2 separate regions of the Homo sapiens genome follow, and region 1 is linked to region 2. Evidence: chromatin loops called from intact Hi-C (ENCODE). Cell type or tissue: heart right ventricle. All regions are shown on one strand. Links, peaks and the distances in the headings refer to the core of each region. The heading gives the core; the rest is flanking DNA. Region 1 overlaps SPDYC (speedy/RINGO cell cycle regulator family member C). Region 2 overlaps VPS51 (VPS51 subunit of GARP complex).

The links. Hi-C counts contacts between places; a loop is a spot of excess contacts. Peaks named below come from ENCODE experiments on the same cell type or tissue, not always from the same donor. Only the 100,000 strongest peaks of a DNase experiment are listed, where the experiment ranks them.
Region 1: a loop joins it to region 2, with 9 times the contacts of the local background. A loop is called at or near these places in 36 of 110 quality-filtered maps.

The regions. Positions count from the first base shown.
Region 1 is chr11:65,171,772-65,174,684 of GRCh38, forward strand. SPDYC (speedy/RINGO cell cycle regulator family member C) reads left to right here. Exons shown (of 7, transcript NM_001008778.3): 3 at 172-230; 4 at 475-560; 5 at 663-834; 6 at 913-1,243; 7 at 1,412-1,603. The coding sequence ends at 1,446. It also overlaps the pseudogene PGAM1P8. Among named protein-coding and RNA genes, the nearest start is that of SPDYC, 3.0 kb to the left of the region's middle. In heart right ventricle, for the core only: no CTCF peak of the experiment used is centred there; no DNase peak of the experiment used is centred there.
Region 2 is chr11:65,099,498-65,102,410 of GRCh38, forward strand. All of the region lies in intron 2 of VPS51 (VPS51 subunit of GARP complex), which reads left to right. Among named protein-coding and RNA genes, the nearest start is that of VPS51, 4.7 kb to the left of the region's middle. RefSeq lists a silencer at 2,740-2,913. In heart right ventricle, for the core only: a CTCF peak has its summit at 1,359 (motif pointing right); no DNase peak of the experiment used is centred there; H3K27ac peaks cover 1,208 bases.

The DNA of each region.
Region 1 (2,913 bases), core at 152-2,651, 72 kb after region 2:
TGAGACTCCATTTCTATTTATATTAAGAAAGAGAGAGAGAAAGAGAAAAAGGGAGAAAAAGAGAAAGAGAGAGAGGGTTCAGTGGTGGCTTGGGCTTTGGAGCTTCTGATGCCACTCTTCTCCATGGAGGTGGTGGTAACCTGCGTCCTGTCATGTCTTCTCTACCCTCAGAGGACAGTTTTGTCCAGGAATTCCTCTCCAAAGACCCCTGCTTCCAGATTTCAGATAAGGTGAGGGAGTACAGGCTGGGGGTCTCTTGAGGGTCAGGTTGAGTTGGTGGGAATTGAGTGCCCTGGTCTGGTAGGGAGAGCCACTCACCTTCCATCCTTACCCCCTCATCTTTGCACACCACTTCCCACCATTTTACTGACTTTCTTTCCCTGCAGCAAAACCTCCCTGGGTGCAAATGAACCTGGGTGCAAGCCCCTCCTCCTCAGAGAATAACTAACCCCCCACCCCGATCTGTCTCTGCAGTATCTCCTGGCCATGGTGCTGGTCTACTTCCAGCGCGCCCACCTGAAGCTCAGCGAGTATACCCACAGCAGCCTGTTCTTGGCCCTGTGAGTGGTGGGGGCAGGCAGTGGAGGCATTTGCTGGAGGTGTCAGATGGGACAGGGCAGATGTGTGGCCTCTGCTCCCTGACCTTGTGCCTCTGTGGCTAGGTACCTTGCAAACGACATGGAGGAGGACCTGGAGGGCCCCAAATGTGAGATTTTTCCATGGGCCCTGGGAAAAGATTGGTGTTTACGAGTGGGGAAATTCCTGCACCAGAGGGATAAGCTTTGGGCACGGATGGGTTTCCGGGCTGTTGTGAGCCGCCAGTGCTGTGAGGAGGTGAGGCTGGGAGGCAACCTGGGGTGTGGGGAAGGCTGGGGTTCCCACCCCATTTACTGTCCACTCTGCTCCTCCCAGGTCATGGCAAAGGAGCCATTCCACTGGGCTTGGACTCGGGACCGGCGCCCCCACCATGGTGGGGTTCAGAGGGTCTGTCCACAGGTCCCTGTTCGCCTTCCCCGGGGCCCTGGCCTCTCGCCGCCCCACTGTTCCCCCTGTGGTTTGCCCCAGCACTGCAGCAGCCACTTGCTTAAGCCTGTGTCATCCAAGTGCCCTTCTCTGACCTCTGAATGTCATCGCCCTCCCTCCCAAAATTATCTCTCAAGGGTCAAAAACGCCTGGGGTGGGGACTTTCTCATCGTCTTGCCTCCCCAGATGCAACTGGAACCAGGCACCTACTCCCTCCGCAGTGAGTGCAGGATGGGACAGGAGCTGGGGGCTGGTGTGGGAGCTTGGGAGGCAGGAGTGAGGACCAACAATATGAGAGAGAGGGCCATGGGCCTGGGGTCGACGTGCTGCCCCTCCCGTGTGAGCTTGGCAGGTTTCTTCTCTGAGCCTCACTCTTTCCTCTCCCCAGTCTTCCCAAAGCCTCCGGCACGCCCTGGGCACTGAAGCTCTGCAGGGTGAAGAACAGCACGCCTGCTGGCCCACTGACTGACACACCATTGGCTGTGCTCCCACCCCTGCCCCTTCCTCCCAGCCTGCAGCTTGTGCCCACTCTGGTGCCAGTCCCCTCTAATAAATTCATGTCCACAGGACACCAACTGTGCTTAGGTCCTGGCCTGGTTCCTTGACCCAAGGTTGGGGTGGGGAGGGGGTATCTACCAGGGTTACAACATGTGAGCACAGGCTCTGTAACAGCTTGGCCCCTTCCCATTGGTGGCCAGTTATTCTGAGCCTCAGTTTCATCTCTGTGCTATCCATGCCTATGGATGATGAGATCTACACAGTCTAGATGGGATTAAATGAGATGAGGTATCTGCAGCCCTTAGAAGAGGGCCAGGGAGCCGAACGTGGTGGCTCACACCTGTAATCCCAGCACTTTGGGAGGCTGAGCCGGGTGGATCACTTGAGGTCAGGAGTTCAAAAACAGCCTGGCCAACATGGTGAAACCCCTTTGCTACTAAAAATACAGAAACTAGCCAGGCATGGTGGCAGGTGCCTATAATCCCAGCTACTCGGGACGCCAAGGTGGGAGAATTGCTTGAACTGTGGAGGCGGAGGTTACAGCGAGTTGAGATCATGCCACTGCACTCCAGCCTGGACGACAGAGTGAGACTCTGTCTCAAAAAAAAAAAAAAAAAAGGCCAGGAACATATTGGGAAACAAAACTTGAATGGAAGACAGCTCTTTATTTAGTCTAGAAATGCCTTCAGGGCCAGGTTTACTTAGGAATAAGACTTGATCCCTTCCTTGAGCTACAGTCAAATATAATATTGTAATTATAATAAACAACCCCCCTCCCCCAAGAGACATGAGGACTCAAAAGGGTTAATTTCTTTTTTTCTTTCTTTTTTTTTTTTTTCACATCACTCCTTTATTATACTGATCTGGAAAAAGATTTAGTACAGTTATGCTCAGATGAACACTGGACCCATGTGGCAGGGCCAAGCAAGTAGAACATGATTCAGAAATCAGTGAAAGACATACTTGGACAGGACCAAGAGGCATTTCACTGTCACGAAACAAGGCAGGAAGGGATTGTAATACCCACACCAGGAAGCACTCCTGCCCCTCAGAGGTCAAGGAGCTGATCCTATATTGGTATGAGGAATGGCTTATTTTCTGATGACTACATGTGGGACTATTTCAACCGCCACGAGAAACCCCAGAAGGGTTATTGTTTTGTATTATTTATATATACTATACTTCTTAAATTAAATGTAACACATAACTAAATTCAGGATTGATCCCAACCTTCTAGAGCCAGCTCCTCTGGCGTCAGGGAGGAAACAGTTGTCACATCACCATGCAGGTTACATTCATCTTCCACTGGAATGACTAGAGCCCTCAGGCAGTGGCCTGACTGCAGACGAGCAGAGGACTGGCTCCTGGGGACAGACAGGCTCTGTTGCTTCT
Region 2 (2,913 bases), core at 169-2,668:
GCAGGAATGGATGGGGCTGAGCACAGTGGCTCATGCCTGTAATCCCTGCACTTTGGAAGGCTGAGGTGGGAGGATCACTTGAGCCCAGGAGTTTGAGACCAGCCTGTGCAACATAGTGAGACCCGATATCTAGAAAAAAAAAAATAGCTGGGTATGGTGGCACACACTTGTTAGAATAAACCCAGCTACTTGGGGAGGCTAAGGTGGGTGGATCACATGAGCCCAGGAGCTGGAGATTGCAGTGAGCTATAATCTCACCATTGCACTCTAGCCTGGGTGACAGAGCAAGACCTAGTCTCAAAAAATAAATAAATAAATAAAAAGGCCAGGTGCGGTGGCTTATGCCTATAATCTTAGCACTCTGAGAGGCCGAGACGGGTGGATCATCTGAGGTCAGGCATTTGAGACCAGGCTGGCCAATATGGTGAAACCCCATCTCTACTAAAAATACAAAAATTAGTCAGGCATGGTGGCAGGCATCTGTAGTCCCAGCTACTCAGGAGGCTGAGGCAGGAGAATCGCTTGAACCCAGGAGGCGGAGGTTGCAGTGAGTCGAGATCGCGCCACTGCACTCCAGCCTGGGCAACAGAGCGAGACTCCGTCTCAAAAATAATAATAATAATAAATAATAATAAAAGGACAGCCCACAGAATGGGAGAAAATATTTGCAAGTTAGTTATCTAATAAAAATCTAGTGTTCAGAACATAAAAAGAACGTTTTTTAGCTCAGGGCTAAAAAGACAAATAACCCTAATTTAAAATGGGCAAAGGATTTGAATAGACACTTCTCCAGAGAAAACATACAAGTGGCCGAAAAGCACATATAAATATGCTCAGCATCATTAGGTCTTAGGGAAATGCAAATCCAAACCACAAAATGCTGCACCCAGTGTGGAAGACAGTTTGACCATTCTTCAAAACCACACACAAGATTACCATATGATCGGCAATTTTACTCCTAGGAATATACCAAAGAGAATTGAAAACATGTTCACATAAAAACATGTACACAAGTGTTCATAGCAGTGTTTTTTTTTTTTTTTTTTTTTTTGAGATGGAGTCTAGCTCTGTCACCCAGGCTAGAGTGCAGTGGTGCCATCTTGGCTCACTGTAACCTCCGCCTCCCCAGTTCAAGCGATTCTCCTGCCTCAGCCTCCTGAGTAGCTGGGATTATAGGTGTGCACCATCACACCCGCCTAATTTTTTTATTTTTATTTTTTGTATATTTACTAGAGACGGGATTCCACCTTGTTGGCCAGGCTGGTCTTGAACTCCTGACCTCAAGTGATCCGCTTGCCTCGGCTTCCCAAAGTACTGGGATTACAGGCAAGAGCCACCATGCCTGGCCAATAGCAGCACTTTTTATAATAGCCACAAGGTGGAAGCAATCCAAATGGCCATCAATTGAATGAATATAAACAAATATCCACACAGTGGAATATTATTCAGCCATAAAAATAGATATAACATACTGACACAGGCTACAACATAGATTAACCTTGGAAACATGCTAATGTTTCATATGCCTATGATTCCATTTCTGTTAAATGTATTCTGTAGCGAATAGACAAATCCATAGAGACAGAAACTAGATTAATGGTTGCCAAGTTCTAGGAGTGGGGGAATAAGGAATGACTGCCAAGGGTTACAGGGTTTCTTTAGGGGATGATGAAATGTTCTGGAATTACGTAGTGAGGTTGGTTGTACAACCTTGTGAATATATTAAACATATTAAAAACCACTGAATTGGTATGTCAATTATATCCCAATTAAAAAGAAAACCAGGCATTGAGCCAGATTTGGCCTGCAGGCTGTAGTTTGCCAACCTCTCACCTAGACATTGAGTTTCATTATGTAATAATGCATTTACTTGTGTCAAAATTAGAAAGATCTCAAACATTATACAGGGAAAAGCCTCTCCTAATTCTTTTCTCTAGGCAAAGACAAAGCAGTCTTTGACAGTACATTTCACTGAAAATTAACAGAGCCCAGGTGGGATTATGGCTCATACCTATAATCCCAACACTTTGTGAGGCAGAGGCAGGCAGATTGCTTGAGCTCAGGAGTTCGAGACCATCCTGGCCAACAGGTTATACCTGTCTCTACAAAAAATACAAAAATTAGCTGGGTGTGGTGTTGTGTCCCTGTAGTCCGAGCTGCTCAGGAAGCTGAGGTGGAAGGCTTGTACCTGGGAGGCAGAGGTTGCAGTAAGCCAAGATTGTGTCACTGCACTCCAGCCTGGGTGACAGAGCCAGACCTTGTCTCAAAAAAAAAAAAAAAAAAAAAAAAAAAAAGAAAATTAACAGACATACAGAAAAGTGCACATAAGTGGACAGCTCCATGGATTTCACAAAGGGAGCACAGTCACATAATCAGCATCCAGGTCGGGAAACAGCATAACCAGCAAAGCCCCCTGAGCCTCCTACCAGTTACCACCCAGTCCCCTCCCAAGGTAGCCAACATCCTCGCATCCAGATGGCTTTCACTCTCCCTGGTTACAAACTGCTTTTCTTAACAAGCTTTTTTTTTTTTTTTTTTTTGAGACAGAGTCTTGCTCTGTCATCCAGGCTAGAGTGCAGTGGCCCAATCGGCTCACTGCAACCTCCGCCTCCGGGGTTCAAGTGATTCTCCTGTCTTAGGCTTCCAAGTACCTGGGATTACAGGCACCTGCCACCACACTTGGCTAATTATTGTATTTTCAGTAGAGACGGGATTTCACCATGTTGGTCAGGCAGGTGACCTCAGGTGATCCACCTGCCTTGGCCTCCCAAAGTGCTGGGGTTACAGGCGTGAGCCACTGTGCCCAGCCTGCTTTTCTTAACAAGCTTGAAATGCAAAGATAAACAGTGTAGTCTTTGTGACTGAATGGTGTGGATGCTTTCACTGTTGTTTTTGGATATGGTACAACTTTTA